Regions from separate parts of the Homo sapiens genome. Here region 1 is linked to region 2. A link is a contact called in ENCODE Hi-C or POLR2A ChIA-PET data. All regions are on one chromosome and are shown on one strand. The core of a region is the stretch at or near the end of the contact, and the rest is flanking DNA. Distances in the headings are between cores, read along the strand shown. Region 1 holds the start of MUC13 (mucin 13, cell surface associated). Region 2 overlaps ITGB5 (integrin subunit beta 5).

Evidence for each region. A loop is a pair of places that touch in the nucleus more often than their neighbours do. ChIA-PET counts read pairs that join two places held with the same protein, here RNA polymerase II (POLR2A). Pooled maps may share reads with other maps.
Region 1: a loop to region 2 is called in a pooled map, with 2.2 times the contacts of the local background. The contact joins the promoter of MUC13 here to the enhancer-like site in region 2. A Hi-C loop is called at or near these places in 4 of 37 single-sample maps with no recorded cell type and 3 of 50 pooled maps. POLR2A ChIA-PET finds 5 or more read pairs at or near these places in 2 of 52 experiments (Panc1 and activated naive CD4-positive, alpha-beta T cell).

What each region holds. Positions count from the first base shown.
Region 1 is chr3:124,932,110-124,936,125 of GRCh38, reverse strand. It overlaps MUC13 (mucin 13, cell surface associated), which reads left to right and starts at 1,375. Exons shown (of 12, transcript NM_033049.4): 1 at 1,375-1,465. The coding sequence starts at 1,414.
Region 2 is chr3:124,833,281-124,837,700 of GRCh38, reverse strand. All of the region lies in intron 5 of ITGB5 (integrin subunit beta 5), which reads left to right. Among named protein-coding and RNA genes, the nearest start is that of ITGB5, 52 kb to the left of the region's middle. RefSeq lists a silencer at 1,965-2,259 and enhancers at 2,222-2,431, 2,672-2,761, 3,126-3,625. Within about 2 kb of position 2,225, at least 29 of the 41 ENCODE cell types and tissues checked have a DNase peak (open chromatin) inside an H3K27ac peak, as active enhancers do; they include Panc1, where a contact is called at or near this core.

The DNA of each region.
Region 1 (4,016 bases), core at 126-2,625, 99 kb before region 2:
TGGACCTCTCAGCCATGTAAGAACAAACCCCTGTCTTATTCTTGAATGGAGACTCTAGGACAATAAGCAGCTTATCTGCTGGGCGATCATACAAAAATGTTTTGTTTTCATCAAGGTCAGGGTTAAAATTTAAACCCAAAGGCCAGGTATGGTGGCACACGCTTGTAATCACAGCACTTTGGGAGGCTGTGGTTGGGGATTGCTTGAGTCTAAGAGTTTGAGACCAGCCTGGACAACATGACAAAACCCCATCTCTTCTGAAAATACAAAAATCAGCCAAGCATTGTGGTGTATGCCTGTAATCCCAGCTACTTGGGTGACTGAGGCAGGAGGATCACTTGAGCCCTGGAGGCAGAGGTTGCAGTGAGCTGAGATCGTGCCACTGCACTTCAGCCTGGGCGACAGAGTGAGACTCTGTCTCAAAAAAAAAAAAAAAAAAAAAAAAAAACTTAAACTCAAAACTCTAGCCACAACTCACAAGGTATCATTAGTTTATATTCCTCTGGCTGGGGCTAGACACAGTAGAGTTGGGGCCCTGGACTTTAAGGAGGGAAAATTAGATTAAGAAGACCCAAATCCAAGCAGTAAAGCTGGTTCCTGACACATGGTGAGAGGTGAGGGGCTGAGGAACTAGAGAGAGGGTGAGAAAGGGAACTGAGAAGTGGGGCCTGCCCAATGAGTGGCCAGGAGCAGAGAGATCAAATCAGCTGTTCTAAGTTTTCTCTTTTCTGTACTTTATTGCCAACTCCCCAACACACCAGTCACCCACAAGACTTCAGTAAAGTTAGGTTAAATGCCATGATGTGATGTCCATTGTGCTTGGGAACTTTATTGGGGGCTGTATCCAGGTAGAGTCACAGAAGCTTGGAGATGTGATTACAAAGTTGCTAGACATGACCATCAGAGAGGCCCGGAATGGTAGTCCCCAGCATACAGTGACAAAAGTTAAGCAACTAATAATTTTGGGAAACATGTAAGTCCTCTTCAGGGATTCTCAGAACTACAGCTGGAGGAAAGTGGTTTCCTGCACTCATATGTGGGTGAGTAGAGCACAGTTTGTTATTGAATGTTTAATGGAATGGTGACCTCCTAAAAGATGGCGGCTTGGAGACATTTGAGATATCAAGAGATTAACCAAACTCATGTGCCACCAACCTCACAAGGATATTTGGAATGTCCTGACTTATTTTGGGCTTTGAGTCAGAAAAATGATTCGTAAGGCCAGCTCCACCTCTTCTATCTCAAAAGCTCGGAAGAGATCTATGGTATTTGGCCAAATGCTAGCTATAATTGCCTTTCTGTGGTTTGACGTCAATTAATGACTGGACTTTGTACCCGAAAGACAGTTAAAACGAAAGGTAGCCAGGAAGGGAAATCATTTCCTCCTCAGATTACCAAGCAAGAACAGCTAAAATGAAAGCCATCATTCATCTTACTCTTCTTGCTCTCCTTTCTGTAAACACAGGTAAGGAATATTTTTACATTTTAATTCTTCCAATCATGTATGTTGTCTTTGAGGTAGAATCAGCAGGCCTATAGCTACCAATTCTCCCAGCCCAGCACATGGTCTATTTTATAAATGAAGTTTCCTCTCCAGCTCAGCTCAAAGACACAGACATTTTATCCTGTGATGGGGAAGATAGAGCAATAGCAAAAGTGGTCTGTGGGCTGGGCGCGGTGGCTCACGCCTGTAATCTCAGCAATATGGGAGGCCGAGGCAGATGGATCACTTGAGGTCAGGAGTTTGAAACCACCCTGGCCAACATGGTGAAACTCCATCTCTACTAAAAATACAAAAAAATTAGCCAGGTGTGGCGGTGGGCACCTGTAGTCTCAGCTACTCAGGAGGCTGAGGCAGAAAGAATCGCTTGAACTCGGGAAGTGGAGGTTGCAGTGAGCTGAGATGACACGGAGTGACAGAGCGAGACTCCATCTTGTAGGGGTGGGGGGAAGAAGTGGTCTATGGAGTGAGATCTGGGGGCTCAGCAAACCAGAGGTTTCTCTTTGAGAGTTCCTGAGGCCAGATAAGAAGGACTAAGTAGGTTGCAAGGACCCAGTTCTCTACTATAGCGTTCTGGATCCCCTCTCATGATAATCAGAGAGCTGACCACAGCAAAAAGCCTCCTTTCACAAATGTACTTGAATTTGAGAATGCTAAACCATAGGGAGTAATTGTCACGTTGATTAGACTTCAGACATGTACTCTCTGTTCTGAGTTAGGAAGGGTTCTATGGGCCACATGTGGGTGAGGTCAGCAGTATGTTGAGAGGTGAGGGTTGTGGAGGCCAATTGGCTTCCTAAAATTTTGCAGAAAAATCACTGGCATGAAGTAGATGGACTAATAGGAAAAAAGGCATACAACTGTATTTAATGTGTGTACCCAGGAACCTTCAGCATGAACACCCAACTTCCTGATGAGGTATAGAAGCTTATACACCATCTTGAGGTTACAGAAAGAAAGGGGGCTTGGATCTTGGTAAAACAAGTTATGGAAGAAGGGAGAAGAGGAATTCTGTTGAGGGGCAATAAATGATTATTAGGGAGAATAATTGGATCTGGGAACAAAAATGAACTTGTAGATAATTCTCCTTGGAATTTAAAGATCCTTGGAGACAGTCCTTATCTTGATGAAGGGTCAGCTCAGGGGTGGTTTCCTTCTCGGTCTTCTTTCCTGTAGTGGATAATGACATAACAGGGAGGGGAACAGGAGCAATAGTTCTTCTTTGGTGGATCAGTCCTTACAGCGCTTGTTGACCTCTAAGAGTTTTTAATTTAAAATACTCATTATATCATGGAGCTATATTTGGGGGTGAAATATTTTTATTTCCTTCAGGTTCAATGAGTTGAAATCTAGAAGCTGCTTGCAGAAAGGAAGAAAGTATTTGATAAGGCAGATGTATGAAGAGAAATTAAGCCCTTTCAGAGAACTGGAATGAATGGCATCAGGATTAGAGTTTTTTGAGAGCTGGTTTCAAGCTCTTAATGCTGGAAGGTTGGAGAAGGCTAGCTGCACAGGAGGGGAGGGCTCACCAGATCTCTCCTGCCAACCTTGGGGGCAGATGCTAGGTCCAAGCCTTCAGGACAAAGGAAGAATTGGTGAGGCTTGTATGACTTTCAGGAGCCACTGTTAAAAAAGGCTTGACTTTTTAAAAATAGAATAGAAGGGCGGTAGAAAGGGGAAAGTTGGCTGGGAGGGGACAAGGAGATGAATAGAGAGTTAAGGGAATCAGGAATCATTGAGGCTCAAGGGACCTTAGGGGAATGGAGATGTTTCTTGACCCAGAGAACCCAGGGGGAAGGGCAAAAGTAGGGCAAGCAGGGATTCAGATGGCATGCCACCACTTATTAGCTGTGGGGTGTCTCTGACCCTCAGTGTCTTCCTGTGTAGCAATAGAGGGGAAATCCCTATACTGAAGAGTGACTGAGAGGATTAAATGAGACAAAGAGCCTGATGTGCCGGGATACTGCCTGGCACATAGGGGCTTAATAAATGATTTCCCTTTTTGTCATGTCTGCACTTGGATCTGATTTTCTTTTCTTTCTTTCTTTTTTTTTTTTTGAGACCGAGTTTCACTCTTGTCGCCCAGGCTGGAGTGCAATGGCACGATCTCTGCTTACTGCAACCTCCGCCTCCCAGGTTCAAGCGATTCTCCTGCCTCAGCCTCCAGACTAGCTGGGATTACAGGCACCTGCCACCACACCTGGCTAATTTTTGTATTTTTAGTAGAGATGGGGTTTCACCATGTTGGCTAGGCTGGTCTCAGACTCTTGACCTCAGGAGATCCACCTGCCTTGGCCTCCCAAAGTGCTGGGATTACAGGCGTGAGCCACCACGCCCAGCCTGGATCTGATTTTCAAACTTTGGTTTTGATTTCCTCTTCTTTGTTTAAAAAAGTTATACAAGTAATGCAGACCCACTGTAACAAATCCAAACAATACAGATGTATATGAAATAAAAATTGAGCATCCAATCTGACTTCCCACCCATCTACCTCCAGATATATTAATACTGACAG
Region 2 (4,420 bases), core at 976-3,475:
GGAATATTCACATGTCTGACTTTAAATCCACCTCTGTGGCCTGCTCTTGAAAGATGTTCTTTGCAAAAAGAAGGAAACTACCTGTTTCTATTTAGGATTCATTCCATTTATGATAAGGACCCTGTTTCTATGAATGGAGGTTTTGAGTTGCTTTATTTATCCCCTGCAGGTCACATTGCTGTGAGAGGCCATCTAACAGCATCCACAGCTAAGGGATGCTTCTGTCGTCAAGGCGGGCATTTTTTCTAATGCACTGTTCCTGGCTGGGTTGGAGTTGGAGAATGCCACTGCCTGTAATTTCTTATCTTTACCCAGAGCCTATGATTGAACCTGTTTATACTTTTTTATGGTCAGAATAATGGTTTCTCTGCCAGGACCTTCTAGAAGTTGACTCTAAGTTGTTTGTTCTGAAATTGTGCAGGCGGAAGTGTGATGTGTGGTTCAGACTGGAAATATGGCTGCTTTCCTCTTCTCTCAAAACAGGGCACGCCCTTGGCCTAGGGAGGACAGAGGGTGAGCAGTTGCCTGGAAGCTCTGGGTCCCAAGTTGTCAGTTATCACTTTGCTCTTCTTCATGGCTCTCAGGTTAAAGAAGTTACTTGTACATTTGAGCTTGGCTGGGTACATGCTGGCTGCACAGTATTCTATGTGCTGCTTTTTTTCGTCAGCCAGAAAATAAATCAGTGCAACCCAATGCGTTTCCCTGTTTGTCTCCACTGCTAGAGCCCTGGCACTTATCCTTTGTATTCTTTAGACAGAGTTTCTGTTTTAATCCTGATTCTTTTAATTTTGCCTGTGTTCAATTTTTAAAGCATTTATTTCCTCTCAAAAATAGTTGGATGAGTAAGTCTTAAAGCAAACAAGGTAAATTTATGTATTGAATAAAATTTTTTTGGCAGGAATTGAGACCTTTATTCTTCCCTGGCCAGAATATCTTATCTAAAATGAAGACCACAGCCTCAGAGGAGCCGTGATTCTTGTTGGAGGATCCTTACCAGAATCCTACAGTATATTGGTAGGACTCTGATAAGGGTTGTTCCCATTTTACAGGGGTGGAAACTGAGTATCACAGGGACTAATTGCATTTAGTAAGGAGTAGAACCAGAATGTGAACCAGTTCTGTTGATTTGAAATTCTGTGCCCTTTTTATTACTCAGTGACTGTGTGCTCTGGGAAGTAACAATAATGCACTATTGAGTAAGGGGCACTGCATTTATTTATTTAAAACAATTTTTTTTTCTTTTTCTTTTTTTTTTGAAAGGAGATCTCATTCTATCGCCCAGGCTGGAGTGCTGTGGTGTTATCATGGCTCACTGCAACCTTGCCCAGCTAATTTTTTTGTATTTTTAGTAAAGACATGGTTTGTCCATGTTGGCCAGGCTGGTCTTGAACTTCTGGGCTCAAGTGATCTGCCCACCTCAGCCTCCCAAAATGCTGGGATTATAGGTGTGAGCCACTGCACACAGCCTGTTGAATTTTTTTTTTTTTAATAATACATTCCAAACCTAGGAAGGCACTGAATTTAGAGTCATGTTTTCCTTACTCAAGCTCTGCCTCTTCTGTTATCGGCTGCCTCCATGGAAGCCAGTTGACTTCTCCAGGCCTCAGAGAGCACATCTGGGAGATGCAGGGAGGCATGGGACTGGAGGGAGGTGCTCCAGGTTGCCTTCCATCTGTGCCAGCCAGTGCCACTTCTCGCAGAGGACTTGGTCACAGCCCTGTCTCCTTTGCTCAAGGCCTTTGATTTTGCTTTTTTGTCTCTTCTGGCTCAGGCTTAAGCCTCAGACCCAGTAGAGGCTGCTGCAGACACCTGTAAAATGTGGAAAATTCCCCAGTCCCAGAGTCAGGCACAACTTTGTCAGGGTTTCCTCTTGCTCCCTCCCAGCTCCCAGTTCCTGCAGAATTGACTCGCTTTCTTTTGACTTATTGCCTGATTTCTTTTAGACCTCAGACTTGTGTCACTTTTCCAAGCATGAGTTGAGAAATACAGGAAATTGCCTTTCTTTCCTCAAGGAAGGCATCCCCCCACTCCTCAAACCTCTGCACCACCTGAAGAGAGGGACCCGCCACATGTTCTGCTTCCCAGCTGTCTGCGTTGTCTGTCTCAGCATGTGTGAGCTGCTTCTGCTAGCAGATCGCACCACAGGTTTCCGGGGCTTGATCCAGCGCCAGGCTGCCTGCTCTTCCTGTGCTGCCGTGTCTTTGGGGAAGCACCATTAAAGTATTGGATTTCTCTGGGCATTGCGCATGCAGGTGTGCAGACCCTCTGCCCTGTAGGGTTGTTGTCAGACAGGTGTGGCGCAGCTTCCCCTTGGCTTTCTATGTGGCAGACGGCAGTGGTTTCATGTGCACTTCTGAATCCTTCTACTGTTTTGGTCTCTGAGGCGACATCCCAAGTGCAGGACTCCGTGGTTTCCTGGCTCTGCCTTCTGCTGTGAGCTGTGTTGTGGGCTCCGCAGCCCCACCGACAGCTGCTGTTCTGGGTTGAGCGGTGGGAACTGGCTGAGTCATAACTCAGTATCGTGAACAGGGCACGTGGGAGAGTTTGCGTTTCTTTTTGCCCTCTAGTGTAAACAAGTCACGTGCCTGCCTTGCACCTGTGCTTAGGAGGTGTCTACACGTGCTGGTGGCTCCCTTCACTGACCAAGGCAGGGAATAATCATCCTGGGGAAAGGGTAGGAGGCCCCTTTGATGGCTGGGGCTCTGTTTTCATACCAGGTGAGAATGTCAATTTTTTATTTTAAGTCAGAGGCTCCTTCTTGCTTGGAATGTCCACTGAGCAAAGATGAAAGGAGACAGGAATTTGCTCTTGGGCTCCTGTTGCAAGGCTCTCTGCCTGTGGCCTCTACCTGTGGCCTCTGCATTCCAGCCACAGTGACCTGGAGTGCGTTACTCTGACTCAGGCAAGGCCTTTGCATGTGTTGTTTCCTCTGTTTGGATACTCCATTCCTGTATTCCTGGTTTTCTTTGATACTACTTCCCTGTATTCCTGGTTTGCTTGCTTGCTTCCTTCCTTCCTTCTTTCCTCCCTCCCCTCCCTCCCCTTCCTCCTGTCCGTCCTTCCCTCCCTCCCTCCCTCCCCATCCTTCCCTTCTCTCTCTCTCTTTCCTTCCTTCTTTCCTTCCTTCCTTCCTCCCTCCCTCCCCCCGCTCCCTCCCCTCCCTCCCCTTCCTCGCCTCCCTCCTTCCTTCCCTCCTCTCCCTCCCTCCCTTCCCATCCTTCCCTTCTTTCTCTCTCTCTTTCCTTCCTTCCTTCCTTCTTTCTTTCTTTGTTTCCTTCTTTCTTTCTTTCTTTCAGTAGATTTTATTTTTTATAGCAGTTTTAGGTTCATAGCAAAAATGAATAGAAAATAAAGAATTCCCACAACTTCCCTCTGACCACTGCGCACACAACCTCCCCCACCATCAGCATTCCACATCAGTGTGGTATATTTGTTACAATCAGTGACCCAGTCAGTGTTGACACATCATTATCAACCAGAGTCCATAGTTCACATTAGGGTTCACTCTTGGTTTGTACAGTTCTGTGGGTTTTAACAAATGTACGACAACAGGTAGCCACCATTAAATATCACACAGAGTAGCTTCCCTGCCCCGGAAGTCCCTGTGCTCCACTTGTCCATTCCTGCTTCCTCCCCCGGAATCTGTTTTCCTTTTAATGTCTAACCTGTGCCTGTTTGTGTTTCAGATTTCAGCTTCACTGTCTGTTTGTCAGAGAAGCCCTCCCTGGTGGACTTCCCTGAGTAGGTCAGGATGCCCTGGCTCCAGGCAAGCCCTTAATCACTTCTGTCCTAGTTATCATCTTATTTTTATTTATTTGAAGCATTCCTGGAATGCCTGCCTCCCTTTGAGATAGTAAACTCCCTGAAGGCAGGGACTATGTCTTTTTTCTTATGACTATATTCCCAGCACCAGACACTGCTGGGCACATAACAGATGCTTGTTAAACATCTGGGAACAAAGGCTTCATTCTCACAGGTGCCTTTATGCTTCTGAAGTTCAGGAATACCAGGTTCTTCTGGCCCCAAGCTTGTCCCATCCTGGATGGGACTTCCACCCTCCCATCCACCAGGCTGCCTCCATGGAATTTACAGTGCTTCATGCAAATTCATTAAAGCAGAACCAGAAGTACTATTACTTGGTAATACTTTTCCATTCAGAAAGCATTTATTGGCTGTCCAATAAATGCTCAGTGGCAGGTATGGTGGAGAAAATTAAAGATAGATGAGAAGTCTCTATCCTCTGGGATTTGATTTGAGCCTGCAGATCCATTAGAAGGGAAATAAAACAACCTGTTTGGAAACATTAGATTGAACCATATAAAATTATTGATATTTATTGATGATATTTGTTATTTGCCTATTGATGTTTTTCCTGCAAAAATGGAAAATTCATATGGTTCAACCTTCTTCATTCCAAAAT